Linked DNA regions of Mus musculus: region 2 is linked to region 1. A link is a loop called in an ENCODE intact Hi-C map of the cell type or tissue named here. Cell type or tissue: gastrocnemius. All regions are shown on one strand. Each heading gives the region's core, and the rest is flanking DNA. Links, peaks and the distances in the headings are about the cores only.

Evidence for each region. A loop is a pair of places that touch in the nucleus more often than their neighbours do. Peaks named below come from ENCODE experiments on the same cell type or tissue, not always from the same donor. Only the 100,000 strongest peaks of a DNase experiment are listed, where the experiment ranks them.
Region 2: it touches region 1 in a loop (4-fold over the local background); 4 of 42 quality-filtered maps call a loop at or near these places.

What each region holds. Positions count from the first base shown.
Region 1 is chr1:121,049,701-121,058,034 of GRCm38, forward strand. No RefSeq gene overlaps it. Among named protein-coding and RNA genes, the nearest start is that of Celrr, 34 kb to the right of the region's middle. In gastrocnemius, for the core only: a CTCF peak has its summit at 4,224; DNase peaks (open chromatin) are centred at 3,010, 4,212 and 6,382.
Region 2 is chr1:120,710,408-120,718,741 of GRCm38, forward strand. The region is part of intron 2 of 2610027F03Rik (a long non-coding RNA gene); the gene reads left to right. Among named protein-coding and RNA genes, the nearest start is that of 2610027F03Rik, 29 kb to the left of the region's middle. In gastrocnemius, for the core only: a CTCF peak has its summit at 3,680 (motif pointing right); no DNase peak of the experiment used is centred there.

The DNA of each region.
Region 1 (8,334 bases), core at 129-8,128:
TGAGAGAGCAGACAAAGGTGCTCATCGAGGGCTTACAAACATCCAACAGAAATTAGCCAGGGAAACCTGGTTCAGAAAGACAGCTGATGAGGATCATGGCAAAGTATCCCCATTGAGCAAGGCTCTGAAGAGGACAAACTGCCGCAGAAAGGGGACCAGTCATCACACTATTGGGATCTGGTGATCTTCCAGCAGAAACCGACTGGGGGAGTTGAGGCAGTTGAGGCAGCTGGAGTCCTGGTTGAGCTTTCTTTCCTGGCTGAGGCCTGAGCTCAGCATCTCTCCCCAGCCCCAGGCACTTTTATATCATAGGGTAAGCACGAACATCTTCCTTTGCTTTCTGAACTCTTAGCCATCTGCAATTTTCTTTTCCTTTTGTTATAGAGTTAGGAAGCCGCCCTGCTCTCAGACAGGGAGTTTTAGAGGAGATGGGGCAAGTGTTTCCTTACTTCCAGAGTCACTTCCAACAAGCTTAAGCAGCAAAAAGCCAATTTCCCATTGAATAGTAAGGAGACTGTGAGCTAAGCACAGCATTCCAGCTCTCTGCTTTCTGACTGGAGATGGGTGCCGTGTAAGCAGCTGCCCCATCCTCCTGCCATCTTTCCTTCCCCACCATAATGGACTCTACTCTTGAACAGTAAACCAAATAAACCCTCCCCCTTAAGCTGCTTTTGTTAGGTGTTCTGTCACAGAAACAATAAAAGTGATGGGTCCATACATGGTATCACGATCCTCAAACAAACTGGTGAAATTATCCCCGTGTGGAAGATGAGAACCAAAGACTCAGAAAGGCAGAGAAAGTCGCCGAAGGTCACACGCACATAGGTTTGGGAGCCCGGCTGCCTGACCTCCAAACCTGCGTCATTTGCACCAGAAAAGAGAAATTCAAAAAAGTAACAGATATCAAATTCCCAAACCATAAATACTTGTAACATTTACCAGAGAGTTAACATTTGGGGTAAGAAATGTCAGAACCCAAAAAGCAAATATCTCCTCCCTTGCACAGAGGAACGCTTGAAAAGATATATTTAAAAAAAAAATCTGGGGAAACTTGAGAGCTTCAGTCAAACACCACCCAAACTTATTGTTCCTCGTCTGTTCCACTGCCTCCTTGCGTTAGCCCCTTGATTAACTATATATTAATGTCCAGGGGCCATCCTGAGTCAAGGGCGGGCACGGCCTGACTAGAGCAGAATAGAGAGGAGGCTCTCTCTGCAGAGAGACTCAGGCCCAGGGCCATCATCATTCAACAGCATTTTTTCTTCTGAAGTCAATACGTTGCTCCCTCTCAAACATGCTTAAAGAAAACACACATTGATTTATTCGCAATTCTGAGCTACTTATCACATGCTAATGACCGCTGTGTGGAAAAACACAGTCTGAAAAAAAATCCCCTGTGCAGAGCATAGTCACTTTGCCCAGGGAGCAGAGGAAACAGCTAAGTCCCCTTGCCGTTCCCCCTCCTCTCCCCCAAACCATCCCCCCCGCACCCCCCCCCCCGCCCGCCTGCCTGCCTGCCTGCCCAATCCTGTAATTCACCAAGACTTAGCCACTTAGAAGAGGATGTGTGTGTGAGTGTGGTCATTTCCAAAGACTCCAGAGAGAGCACACATCCACCCACACCCCTGCACCCCCTTTCATTCATTAACCCCCCAGGGGCCAAGACTAATTAGATCAGCTTGCTCATTTTGAGCTGATAATTGATTTAAATAGGTTGCTCATTTGAAATAGAAGAAAAGGCTGCTAAACATTTGGTGGTTGGGTCTTTTTTTTCTTCTTCTTTCCCTGCAACTTTCAATTGCTTGTGCAATGTAGCATAAAATGTCGAGGTCTCTCTTTTCTTTTCTGTCTCTTTCTTTTTAAAGGGTCCATAAAATTAATTACAATAAGGAGGCAAGCAGCAGGGGCAGGGGGTTAACTGATGACTCTAATGAGCAGCCCCAGCTTTGCTCATGCTGGTTGCTAGCTGCAAGGGGCTGGGGCTTCAAGAAACTCTGCAAAAGCCTTCCTACAGATTCAGTCTGCATGGCAACCAGAGTAGCTTCTCCGAGCTTCCAACAAAAGGTTCCTGCCTTTCCAGTGGTCGGGATGCTCCAGAATTGTCCTCTTACCATTAAAAACAAAAATACTCTTAAGACACCATTTTATGATACCCCACACCCCACGTCCCCCCTCATTTCATATACTTTTGGAGAGATCGGAACTTTAAGGAAACAGCTTGACCCTACTCTGAGTTCTGAAGACTTTCTTTGCTCAAAGGGTCTTTCATGACTGGTCCTGCACCAGATGGGTGGATTTCAAGTGTGGACCCCAAAGTTTAGACTGGCTCTTTTTTGGAAAATAAATGGTCCCATGAGTTTATGCGGCTTCACTGACTGGATCCATTTGAGCACAATGAAAAGGTCTTTTGTCTGCAGCCTGGAGGGCAAGGGATGGGTAGCATTTGTGACTTGCTCTACAAACAGTTCTTGCAGGAATTTACTGTGCCCATAGTTGGGAGCCGAGAGCAGTTGCAAAATCATTAAAAATAAATACAATTATTGGAAGTTGAAAAATCAACCCCCCACCCCCGCCCAAGCACATGCCAGGTGTATCCCACAAACAAAACTTGCCAGGGAAGCAGGTGGGAGATTGAGTGTGATGGACAGACCTGGGTTTTCATCTACATGTAGTCCTTCCTGGTGCAGATTAAGTCACTTACCCCTTTGTAAGCTTGATTTCCTTGCCTGCTAAAGGCAGACGATGAGGTCCGTTTGGAGGTCTATGATAAGAGTCGCATCATGTAACAACCCAGCAATTCTGCACAGCTTTGTGTTCTCACAATGGGAAGGCATAGGTCCTTGCACATAGTACAGTGGCTTTAACGCACACTCAAGAATTACAGAATACAGAGCCCGGGGAGGTGGCTCTGTCCCTAAAATGCTTGGTGTACACATGAGGACCTGAATTTGAATCTCTACCCCCTGAGTAAAAGGCTGGGTACATGGCTATGATGTCATTGCTGGAGAAGTGAAGATAGGGAGGTCTCTGGACCCTGCTTGGAGGCTAGCCTTGCCAAGTATGTGGGGTCTGGGCCAATGAGAGGCTGCCTGAAAGAGCAAGGTGAACAACATTCCTGTAACACCTAAGGGACACACACACACACACACACACACACACACACACACTCACAGGAAATGCAGTGAAAATCCTTTTTTAAAGGGGGGGAAGGAGATGCATTCTTTTTTGAGGATATGGCCACTGGTAGGCTTCCCATGCTCGAGGGGATGCCCCCACCCACACACATATGGCCAGCACTAACTGGACTCAGTTATCAAAAAGAGAGAGAAGATATGAAATTGGGAGGGGTGTGATGGGGGAGTTGGAGAGGGAAATGTGGGGCGGATCATATTTCATCGAACATCCGCATGAAAGCCTCAAGAATTATTTCAAAATTTTTAAAATGTTTTAAATGGATTTTTTTTTTACTGCACATGGACAGACCCTTTTCAATGCTCCCTGAACAGTACAGTGTAGTGAACGTCCACTGGCATTCACACTGCTACAATTAACCTGGGCATGAGTGAAATTGCAGACACTCGTGGGTTCTGTATACCCTTTTGGACAAGGTTTTGAGCATCTGCACACTTGGGTGGGATCTCACAAATAATAAAGGGAGAACACTGGACCTATGATACAAAATACATTTCTAGATCACCAAAAAAGGCCTTTTGTCCTGGATTTTTTTTTAATTTGAACTTTTTGAGAATTCCATGCATGCATTATATTTACATCATCTCCACCCACATTCCCTTTCTTAAGACTTTTGCTGTTGTTGTTCTTTATTTGTGTGGTATCTGTGTGCATGTGCATGCAGGCACCCATGGAAGTCAGAAGAGGGCATTGGGTTCCCTGGTGGAACTGAACTCAGTTCCTCTGCAAGAGCAAAAAGCATTTGCTGCCTAAAACTGCTTATTATATTTAACAGAGAGGCCAGCAGTTTCTTGTTGCATCTGGGCCTTACAAATTTGTCTCATCCGTCCTGATTTGCCCACCCTCTCCTCCATACACTAAAGCTGTGAGGCCGCTCTTCAGAAACAGAGAAGCGAGGTCCTGTCCATGCCGGAGGCACAATGCGTTCATATGTACAAATCACATTCACTCTGCTCGCCAATAAATTCCAACGGCACTGTAGCCCTCCCAGTTCCTGTAGGCCCGGGCCTGCTCACCAAGGAAAAACTGTGAAAGAGTGCATGCTAGTGGGCGAAGGTCAGAATCGCAGCTACTACTTCCTACCCCAAGCAGAACACTGGCCTTTCAGGTGGATGACAGAGACCCCACCCAGGAGTTGACAACAGGCTCTTTTAATTCAGCATTCATGTGGCACAACGTTCTTGGCCTTAATGACATAGGAGTTTAGGTCCAGGTAATCTTTTTCAAACCAACCAGTTGTGAAATATATTGAGAAAACACTGCCAATTTCCAATCCTCTGGACTGAACACCGAAGGTAAATAATAATGAATATTTATGGGACACCTGATTGCCTAAATGAGTTCCCTAAGGTATGAATAATTGAATGTGCATATGCTAATTAATTGGGAAAAGCCAGTAGGTAACTCCTTTTTATTTGCATTAGCCTCATTTTGTTTCATTTCTTACAAGTATTACTGCTCTCAGTTATTTCCTATGCTTCAGTGAGGTTGAGTGTCATTGAGAGAATTCTTAATAGACACCGTGATTCTTAATTTCAGTGACTGCATAAGCAATGGCAGAGTATGAAGGGGTATTCTTAGAATATAGTTTCTTTGCTTTGCCTAACAATAAAAGCTGTGATTCATTGGTACTTCCTGTCAGCTGTCTTTGTGGGTGTGTGGAGTGAGTGGGTAGAGTGTGTGTGTGTGGGGGGGGGGTATGTATGTATGTATATGAGTGTCTGTTTATTCACGCATACACATATAGAAGTCTTCTTCTTTCACTCTCCCCCTTATGTTTTGGGGCAAGGTGTGTCTCTAAATTTGGAGTTCATTGATTGACTATTCTAGCTGAGCAGCAGGCTCCACTAGTCTCCATCCCCTGCCCAGTAGTAGGGTTACAGGCATGAACCATAATGCCTGGCCTTTGAGGTAGGTGCTGGGGATCCTGATGCTCATGTGGCAAGCAATTAGCTTACTGGGCCATCCCTGAAACCCCAAACATCTTTCACCTGCATCTTCTGTGTTAAATCCTCAGCAACATTTTAAGAAAGAGATGCTAAGACTACAGTTCTTTTCTTGGACGGGAGCTAGACTCCTGGGTCAGAAAGCCACCCCTGGAGCTGTGAGCTGTGAGCACTGATGCATAGATTTATGGTTCTTCCTGTTTAAAACTTGTCTTTCCAGGGGCTGGAGAGATGGCTCCGTGGTTAAGAGGGCTTGCTGCTCTCTCAGAGGACCCAATTTCTGTTCCCAGCACCCACATCAAGCAGTACACAGGTAATTCATGATCACTGTAAGCCCAGTTCCAGGCGAGCCAACTCTGTCTTCTGGAATTTATTTGAGAATTTTCTTTTAAAAGTTGTCTTTCTAGAATAAGCTCCCAATCTTTTACCTCAGGTACAATGTCTGAAGAGCGTCGCCTTTCTCTAATCATGATCAATGTGGTCCAACTTGGTGTTGGAGACAGGGTCTCTTGTGACCTGGATCTCATGGATTCAGCTAACCTAGCTGGCCAGTGAGCCTGGGATCCTTCAGCACTGAGATTATAGATGTAAACTGCTATTGCAGGCCTTTGCTGTGAGTTTCAGGGGCTGGAACTCTGGCCATGCTTGCAGGCTATTTCAGACTACAGTAATGCAGCTTTACCCTCCTCCAAATTTAGTGACTTCAACCAGCACTGATCATTTTGATTCTGAAACTTTATCAGGGCTCAGCAGAGAGCTAATATCTGGGGTTTGCTGAGCTCAGCTGGATGTGCAACGGTTCTTAGCTGAAGTTCGTCTAAGGTGCATAAGGCATTTCTTCCAACTTGTCTCTCCAGCGAGCCCATCACCGCTCAGGGGCTTGATCCGAGATTCTTTGCGTGGCCCCAGAACTTGAGAGCAGAAGCTACATTGCCTTCTAGCCACTTTACTGTGGAATGAATTGCATCGTTTCCATGACGAAAAGCAACGTGGAGAAATGAGGGTTCACTGTATCTTATCAGCTAGAGTCTGTCACCCAGGGAAGCCACGGCAGGAACCGGCAGGCAGGAACTGAAGCAAAGACCGCTGCTGACTGGCTTGTTTCCTCTGTTCTGCTTAGCTTGCTTTCTTAATCCAACATTGGCTACCAGCCCTGGGATGGCACCACCACAGGGGGAAGAGCCCTCCCACGTAACCGTCCATCAAGAATGCACCCCTATAGGTCTGCCAGTGTGATGGAGGCAATTCCTCAGGTTGGAGTCTATCCAAGTGTGGGTGGTTGTGAGAATGGCTCTGATAGGTTCATATAGTTACATGCTGGGCTTTGAGATTTCGAGAGCCAACGCCAGGCTAACCCCCAATGTCTCTCCCTTCCTGCGGTCTGAAGATCTGGGTGTAGAACTCTCAGCTATCTCTCCATTACCATGTCTGCCTGGATGCTGGCCATGCTTCCCACCATGATGATAATTGACTAAACCCCTGTGATTGTAAGCCAGCCCCCTCCCAATTAAATACCTTCTTTTTGAAGAGGTGTATGGTCCTGGTGTAGCTCTATGTGTCCAAGTTAGTTCTAAGCTCATCTTAGACCAAAGGGAAGGGAAACCCACTCCAGGAGAATAATGTATGACTAAGGAGATTCCTTGTTGGCAGTCTGTGAAAATGATCTATCAAATTATATGCTCGGGTGACAAAATCCAGAATAGTAACATGAATTTCATTCCTGACCTGAATCTAATATTTATTGTGGATGAAAAATGAAATCCTTTGGTTCTAAAGAACAAATTAATTTTGAGAGACAAACTTAGCATTATCAGGTTCTGTTCTCCATTAGCTGCGAGAATTCTTGTAGCCGGTGATTTGTAGATTGATTTATGACCTGTATCCTAGACATAATCAGCGGACGACCAATTTGTTTATTACATGCAAATCGCCTAGGTGAGACTATTAAAGACAAGGTTGGGCTGATATTAAGTGTAATTTGAGGCAAACCAAGAAGGATTAGGGGGCTTTCTGATGGATTGAGGCAGAGAGCTGAAAGTCGGCGCTGAGACAGATCGCTGTGTTCAGCAGGATATTTTGAACCAAGAGTTGTTAGTAAATACAGATACAGAACTGGTTAAAAAACATGATCATGAGCAGACCAATCTGGCAAATTCTTCTAGAAGACTAAGGCAGCTGTTTGCCCACTGGACATTGTTGAAATGAAAGGCAATGCAAAGGAGCAGAGTTTTACCAGGGACTGAGGATCACTGGTGATGGGTAATCTGCCGATTGTTCCGTGTGCGTGTACATGTATATGTATGTGTGTGTGTGTGTACATGTATACACATATGTTTGTCCGTGTATATGTGTATGCAAGTGTGTGAGTGTGATTTTTTTTAAATGTTTCTTTTGTCTGGGTTAATTATGAGCTGCCCAACTGGACCCAAACAGGAGCAGCGAGTGCTTTTAACCCCTGAGCCATTTGTCCATTTCCACCAGCCATTTTGGAGGACAGCCCATGAACCCCAGGCTGCCCTGAAACTCACTGTGAAGCCCAGAACAACCCTGAACTTCCCATCTTCCTGCCTACACCTCCTGAGTGTGAGGATTGCAGACAAGCCACAAGCACCAGTGCACCTGAGCTCACGCAGTACCAGGGAGGAAGTCCAGGGCTTTGTGCGTGCTAGGCAAGCATTCTGACAGAGCCCCTGCCCCAGCTAATGTCTGAGTTCCGCTGAGACATACCTGTAGGACACCATGGCAATAAGGGACATGCTTCAGCCTGTAAGTCCCTGACATGAAGGGTATGAAATCCTTTAGAAGAGGATTTCAGGGATCCTTATTAATCAAGGTCCATTTGTATCTAATTACACCCTGACTAACTATCAGAGCTGACTTCTAGGCCATTTGCTTTCCGGTCTAAACAAGAATTTCTCTGTGTCAGTAGCTTTAAGCCGTCACCAAGGAGGCTCGTTGGCAGGGTTACCAGTGTACCTTTGCCACGGCCCCTCTCCTCAGGTCTCTTCTTGTGTCTCACCTATGAGACTCATTAGCTATAGAAAACCAAGACATCTGCTGCCGAGTGAACAAATGTCTTTGTGTGCAGGCTGCCTTTGAGCGCAGCTTTGTCTTCTGGCTTTCCTGTAGCAATGGATCCACTGGACGAAGTCGCTGGTCGAAGCTTTCTGCAACTTCCCCCAGGTGATCCTTGCAT
Region 2 (8,334 bases), core at 330-8,329, 340 kb before region 1:
AGTTCAGTGCAAAGAACACTGACCACAGTTAGAGACACTGTTTGGCTCTTAGGTGAAGGACAAACTGGAGTTTCTGGACTGTCTTCTAAAGTTTCAGCCTCAGATAAATGAAATGACTTTCTCAGAACCACAAGATCAGGTGACTGCACAGCTTCAAAACTGTGATCTGTCTTCCAGTTTTAAAACTCGTGCCCAGGTAGCCCACAGCCACCTGTAACCCAAGTTCTAGTTTTAAAGCTGGTGCTGGGAATGCAGTTTGGTTGATGGGATGCTTGCCTAGTGTACAACCCCCACCCCTGCTCCATCTCTAATCCTAGCACTTGGTAGTCAGGACAGCCAGAAGCTCCAAGTCATCTTCTGTTACATATAAGCTTGGGGCTAGCCTGAGCTACATGAGACCCTTCCTTAAAAAAAAACAAAAACCAAAACCAAAAATGCTTCTCCAGGAGGCTTGCAGTTTAAGCATGAGATACAGCCCAGAGCCTGCGAATGAGTCCAGAAAGAATCCCCCAGCAAACTGAGCACAGAGTAGGGCTTGGCTATGAAGACCCAAGCTGCACAGGGCTGGCTAGGAGGAGGAACCGAATGGAGACCTGTTTATACATCTTTTCTTGAAGGGAAGCAGTCATATCTGAGGTCACAGCATGGAAACTGAGTCACCAGTCTGAGGTAAAAAATGTGAGAATTCTCCCACCTTTCTATTAAATTATTTTTAAATTAGATATTCTCTTTATTTACGTTTCAAATGTTATCTCCTTTACTGGTTTCCCCTCTGAAAAACCCACTTTCCCCTCCCCCTCCCCCTGCTTACCAACCCACCCATTCCTGCTTCCTGCCCTGGCATTCCCTTACACTGGGGTATTGAGCCTTCACAGGACCAAGGGCCTCTCCTCTGGTTGATGACCAACAAGGCCATCCTCTGCTACATATGTGGCTGGAGCCATGGGTCCCTCCATGTGTACTCTTTGGTTGGTGATTTAGTCTCTGGGAGCTCTAGGGATACTGGGTGATTCATACTGTTGTTCCTCCTATAGGGCTGCAAACCCCTTTGGCACCTTAGGTCCTTTCTCAAGCTCCTCTATTGGAGAGCCTGTGCTCAGTCTCATGGTTGGTTGAGAGCATCAACCTCTGTATTTGTCAGGCACTGGTAGAGCCCCTTAGGAGACAGCTATATCAGGCTCCTGTCAGCAAGCACTTGTTGGCATCCACAATAGTGTCTGGATTTGGTGACTGTATAAGGTATGGATCCCCAGGTGAGCAGTCTCTGGATTAAAGGCCAGCTTGGTCTACAAAGTGAGTTCCAGGCCAGCCAGGATTACACAGAGAAACTCTGTCTCAAAAAAAAAAAAACCCACAAAATAAATGGTTTAATTTTTTATGTATATGTGTGGGTTTGAGGATGTGAGTGCAGTGCCCACAGAAGCTTGGAGAGGGCGTGGGAACCCTTGGACTGGAGTTCACAGTAGTTGTGAGCTGCCTGATATGGGTGCTAGGACTTGAGTTCTGATCCTCTGCAAGAGCGGTACTCAGTCTTAGCTGCTGAGCTAGGCCTCCAGCCTATATAAATTAGCTTTGAAAAGGACTGAGTAGCAGTTTTCTATCCTGGTGACCTTTAGAATTTGAACTGTGAACTTCCATCGCGGAGATTGACTTTCATCTGCCTTGCTGGAGAGTGAACTGGGAAGTAGAGAATCAGGATGGGACAGCAATGCCTGGTCTCCATGTTTATTGTGAGAACTTTGTCATGCGCACAGTTCCAGGAGACACCAAAGGACACTGAACAGAACCAACAGGCAAGATAGAGAATGACAAGCAGATTCAAGAGTCTGCTCCTGGATAAAGAATAGATATCCAGAAAATGTTAAAGACTTCCTGCCAGCCAATCATAATAAGAAACAGACAGCCCAACCAAAGAATGCATTGGAAGCAGTGGAGATGGCTCAGCCAGGGATGGCTGTACAAGCCCAAGGGCCTACGTTTGATCTCCTAGAACCATGCAGAAAAAGCCAGGCATGGTGCTGCACACTTCTGATCTCAGCTGGGGTTAGGGGGCAGGAAAGATAGAGAGCAGTTAGGGAAAACACTCGATATTGACCCCTGGCCTTCCCATGCACATATGAACATGAGTATGCACACATAAGAGAGAAGACACAGAAAACACACACACACACACACACACACACAGGGGGTGGGGAGGGATTAATCTGGGCAAAAGATTTCATTGTGGTTAGGGTATGAAATTTCTCCCATAGGCTCCTGTGCGTCAACATTTGATGCCCAGCCTTGTGCTGTTTAGGAATGTAATGGGACCTTTAGGAGGTGTAGTCTTGCTAGAGGAAGCATGGCCACTGGGAATGGGTTTGGGATGGTGATGATTGTATCCTGGTCCTACTTCCTGTACTTTCCCTGTGTGGGGGAGAGATGGAATCTCTCTACTTCTTGATTGCTAGCCCAACCTCATGGTCCTACTGTCATCCATATCTTTCCCACCACTATGGGCTCTGTAAGCAAAAAATCAACCCTTTCTTTGTAATGTTGCTTTTTTTTTGTTTTTGTTTTTGTTTTTGTAGTGTTAGGGTATTCTTCTACTGTAACAGAAAAAGTCACTAAGAGATACTAGTAAAGATCCTTCTAAATGCATATACAGTTCCATGGCCAGTAAGCACATAATAAAATATTACTGGTCATTAAGGACATTTGAATTTAACATGCCACATGCATCAGGATTGCTGCTACAAAAAAAAACCCAAACAAAACCAAAAAAAAAATAGGGAAGAACTGATGTTTTCAGATATGGAAGAGTCAAAACGTTCAGCATTGGTGATGGCAATAGAATACAAGGCAACAGCCCTAGAAAGCACAGTGGTGGTTCATTTAAAAGGCAAATAGTGGGCTGGGGAGATAGCCAAATGGTTACAGTGCACACCACACAAAGAATAGGGACCTGAGTATAGATCCCTAGAAATCCACACAAATGTCCCCATGGGTGTGGCAGCTCGCTTGCAATTTTAGCCTCTGAAGACAGAGAAAGGGCATGTCCCTATCAAGCAGATAGCAAGACTTGCCATATTGATTGAGAGGCCCTGACTCAATGAATGAGGTGAAAGAGCCATTGAAGATGATTCTGGATACCAGCCTCAGCCTTCACCTGCACATGTATCCATGCTCACCCACATGCTCATCTACACACACGCAGCACATGCACACACAATGCACATCTTGAAAATGGAAAAAAATATAAATAGAACTAACACATGACTCAGCAGTTCTGAGAGTGTATCCAAAAGAGTCCAAAGCAGAATACTGAACATATCTTTGCAGTATGTTGTGATATTAGAAGGTTGGTCACACATTGATGGGTTTGACTAGCTTGAGAAGATGAGAGAAAGCTCTGGAAGTAGGCCCTAGGGATAGTTACACAACAATGTAAATATACCTATAGCAGTGAGCAAGGCACTTCAAAGGGGTAGAGTGGTAAATTTCATGGTATATACTTCTAAGCACAATTAAAAATATTCGTATATATATGTCATATATATACATATACATATACGTGTGTGTGTGTGTGTGTGTGTGTGTGTGTGTGTATACTGTGAACCTTTGTGAGTTTGTGTGCACCTATGCATGCAAGAGCCTATAGTGACCAGAAGATGGCAGCAGATCCTCTGGAACTGGAATTTTGGGTGATTATGAGCTACTGTCTGGGTGCTGGGAACCAAACCCAGGTCTCCTGCAAGAGCAGTAAGCATTCTTCACCACCGAGCCATCTCTCCAGCCCCCAAATGATTCCTCTCTCTCTCTCTCTCTCTCTCTCTCTCTCTCTCTCTCTCTCTCTCTTTGGCTCTCTGTTTCTGTCTCTCTCTGTCTCTCTTTGTGTGTTCACAAATGTGACTGTAAGTATGCACATGCCATAGCACAGATGTGGGAATCAGAGAACAACGGTGGTTTTGGGTCCTCATCTCCTACCTTGTTTAATACAAAGGCTCTTTGTTGCTTGTTGCTGCATACTCCAGGCTAGCTAGCCTAAGAGTTTCCAGGTTCCTCTCTCTGCTTCCCATCTAGCTATAGGGGTGCTGAGATTACAGATGTGTACCACCACTGCATCCAGCTTTATGTGGGTTCTGAGGGTTTGAATTCAGGTCTTCACACTTGCACAGAAAGTGCTTTTTTTTAGTCTCAGTTAAAATATCGTAAAGTCCCTAAACCACACCAGTCCTGTGATTTCCCCAAAGGAGCCTTCCATGTACACTGGTCTTCTCATTCCACCCATGTCTACTCATATTTCTATCTACAGATGTACATCTTTGTCTATTGTGCTTCTGCCCCTGAATTTCAGGTGGAACTCTAACTTAGCTTTCCCAGCCTGTACTCACTGGATCTGAAAGTGTGAATATTTAAAAAGCGTTTAAGTCAAATTAGCAAGATGTTTCCTACTCCCTAGCTGGCCACCCTTCCCAGTGGGTAGATGCCATTTTCCCCAAATGGCCTTCAGCTGCATCCCCAGCTATAGACATCCATTGCAGATATTCATGTGGTCTTAAGCATCCAATAGAAAGGGTGTGGCGGTGTTTTTACCCTGGGAGTCAGCTTCAGGTCTTCTTTGGTAAAGGAGTCCGAAGTGGACATTCCAGTGGAGCGCAATGGGCCGGAGTCCTGATGGCTTCTGAAATTGGCAAGAAGTCTGAGAAGTGAGGCTGAGGGTGGAGAGAGACCTACCCCTGAGTCTGCACTCATGGATGTTAGCATTGGTGCCTAGGCTGGAAGCTGTGAGGAGGACTCAAGGAAACTGAAGCCCTGGAATTTCTGAGGGAGGGAGGAGGAGGGAGACTCGGCCCAGCAGAGGCAGAAAGCTGAGTGGTTAAGAGTGGGTTTGGAACCCTCCCTTTGTTTATGAACAAGTCTCCGAGATACACAATCCGAGCTAGGGAACCCTGGAGAGTGGAAGGGCTTGTCTAACATCTTGATCTACTTTCCTAAACTTTTTGGAAAGAGAAAATCCCCCAGCCCCAGTGCCAAGTCACCCCTCCCTCCACCTCTCTATTTGTAAAAACCCATCTGCAGTTCAAGGGAAATCAGATTCATGTGTTTTCAATTCATTTACACTTAACATATTAAAATATTGCTTTGTAAGAGCTATTTGATGTCCAGGAAGCCATTTGAGTCTCTTAAATAAATCTTTAAAGTCCCTTTTTCTTAGAAACAGGAAATTGCATTTTGCCAAATGCAAATTAACTTGCACCTCATAAAGTTCAAGTTGAGCTCAGAACCGAGTGAGGGTCGAGTGGGTTGCAGACTTGGCAAGCGATTGCAGGGTTTAATGGAAACCAAAAGACAGCAAATGGAGCTCCACGGACATTCCAAAGGATGGTATTATTGGATTCCTTCAGCGAAAGTCAACTTGACATCCACTTACACTGCTGGTTCTTCAGCTCCTGGTCATCAGAACGTCTCCTCTATTTTGTCTCTTCTCTCAGGCCTGAGCCACAGGACAAGTAGACAAGTTCGAGGTTCACGTGGGCCAAAGACTATGCACTTTGATGGTTTTCCTCTGACTTTATTTGTTCCCTATCAAGTAACAGTACAGTGTCACTCAGAGCATCTGCTTTTCTCTGCTCACAACCCATGTGGCACAGGCACCTTCTATCCTTTTCATCTGTCTGGGTGAAGTAGAGCAGGTTGCCATTGTGACCTTCCTTCAACACAAGCGAAAGAGAGGGCCATCGAGCTAGGGAGATGACTCAGGCAGTAAATTGCTTGCTGTGCAAGAACAAAGAACCGAGACCTGAGTTAAATCCTCAAACCTAACATAAAAGGGCTGGACAAGGTGGTGAATATTTGTATTTTAGTGCTGGTGCAGCCTTGGATCCCTCGAGCTCACTGGAAGCACTCAGACCCCCACAGTGTATTCTAGAGGAACATGGAAGAGGCACTTGGCTGGACATAGGTTCTGGAATACTTTCTAGGGGAGGAGCCCCCTGCACTAGCCTTTGTGATGAGCAGTTTCCATGGCTTAGAGTTTCAGATGGAAGGGAAAGCTGGAGTGAAGGCAGAGAGCTCAGATGTAGCAAGATAGAAGCAGAAAAACGTTAAGTCGATTGATTGTAACTACAAAAGCAAGATGGGAAAAAGGGAGGGGAAGAGGAACAGCTGTACCAGCACTTGTCTGTCCGTCACTCTAAACTTGATCATTGAGAATACCACTCAGTAGCCTTCTATGACTTTATGAGATGACCTGAGTTTTGTTCCTTAGGAGAACGATAACAAAAGGCCTTACCGGAGTAATTTATGAGTGGCAATAATCTATTGCTCATGGTCTGAAAGCCAGGCTCAAGACATTCTGTTTAGTGTATCCAGAGGTCTCCTTCTGCATCTTCATCTTGTCTTTATCTTGTGTTTTCACATGTAGAAGAGTCTGAGAACTTTCTTTTGCCTCTTTTTGTAAACTGTTATCTGTATTTGCTGTCTGTAAGTGTTTTGCTTGTACATATGCATGTGCACTACCCATGTGCGGTGTTCATGGAGATGAGAAGAGGGCGTTAGATCTCCTGGAGCTGGAGTTACCAATAATAGTGAACGGCTGAAGTGGATTCTGGGAACCAAACTCATGTCTTCCACAAGAGCTATCACTCCAGGCCGCCTTTAGGCTTCTTTATAACGGAATCTAATCATCTCTGATAGCCCTTACCATTCTCATACTACCGTGTTGGAGGTTAGTTGTGAATATATGAATTTTGTGATGGTGTTAAGACCACTGAAATGTTCATCAACTTTTGAGAAATCCTTTCTTTCTCTATTTTTTGACTCAAAAATTTGTTTCAGATTCTTAGTTTCCTTTCCTGTTGCTGTGATAAAGCATTTGGAAGCAACCTTAGGGAGGAAGGGTTGATTTAGCTCACAGCTCAAAGTCCATCGTGCAGGGATGTCAAGCAGCAGAGATGAAGCAGCTGGTCACATTAAATCTACAGTCGGAAGGGAGAGCAGAATGCACACAGGTGCTTTGCAATCTTCTCTGTGCAGTACAGGCTCCCAGGCAGGGATGGCTCCACCCACAATGGGCGGGTCTTATCACCTCAGTATAATTCCCTAACAGTTGTGGCTAGAGGCGTGTCTCCTAGGTGATTCTAGATTTCGTCAAGCTGGCGATCCTAACATCACAAGCTTTTCCGTTCCTGGTCTGAAATCACAATTTGCCTCCCTTCTCTCCCCTCTTCCATTTTTCTTTTCCATCCCTCCCTCCTTTCATACAGGAGTTACTTGGGCCAGGTTGGCTTCCAACTTTGGTACTCTCCTGCCTCAGTCTTCTGAGTGCTTCAGTTCCAGGTAGAAAATGTGTATATTCTTGTCAGTAGAGAGCAATGTTCATGAACCAAGATGGTGTCTCATGTGTGAACATCGTTATAGTGCATCAGTTCTGCCCTCAGGGAACAGAATGTGAGGAAATATGTCTATTATTTAATTAATTAGTTTATTTGCTTTGTATTGCAACTGCAGTTTCTCCTCCCTCCTCCCCTCCAAGTCATTCCCCTACCCCACCCTACCCAACCCCACCATCCACTCCTCTCTCCCTTTCTGTTCAGAAAATGAGAGGTGTCCTGTGGATTTTAACCAGCCTTGGCATATCAGGTTGCAGTAAGACCAGGCACATCTTCTACTGAGGCTAGACTAGGCAGCCCAGTTTGGAGAAAGGGATCCAAAGGTAAGTAACAGAGTTAGAGACATGCCTGCCCCCACTGTTAGGAGTTAAACATGAAGACCAAACTACACAACTGTTACATATGTGTAGAGGGCCTACGTTAGTTCCATACATGCTCTCTTGTTGGCAGTTCAGTCTCTGTGGGCCTCTATGGGCCCAGGTTAGTTGACTCTGTAGGTTTTCTTGCATTGTTCTTGACCCCTCTGGCTCCTACAACCCTTCTTCTCCCTCTTCTGGAGGATTCTCCAAGCTTCTCCTAATGTTTGGCTGTAGTTCTCTGCATCTGATTCCATCAGTTGCTGTGTGAAGCCTCTCTGATGATGGTTATGCTAGGCTCCTGTCTTTAAGTATAGCAGAAAATCATCAATGTATCAGGATTGGGGTCCTTCTCATGGCATAGGTCTCAAACTGAATGAATCATTGGTCATTTTCTCAATTTCTTCTCCATCTTGTACATCTTATAAGCAGTAGAAATTGCAGGTCAAGGGTTTTGTGGCTCAGTTGATGTCCTACTCCCTCCACTGGAAATCTTGCCTGTTATAGGAGATGGCATGTTCAGGATCCATATCCTCCCTTGCTAGGAACCTCAGATAAGGTTACCCTCATAGATTCCTAACAGTTTCCATTGCCCTGAGTTTTAG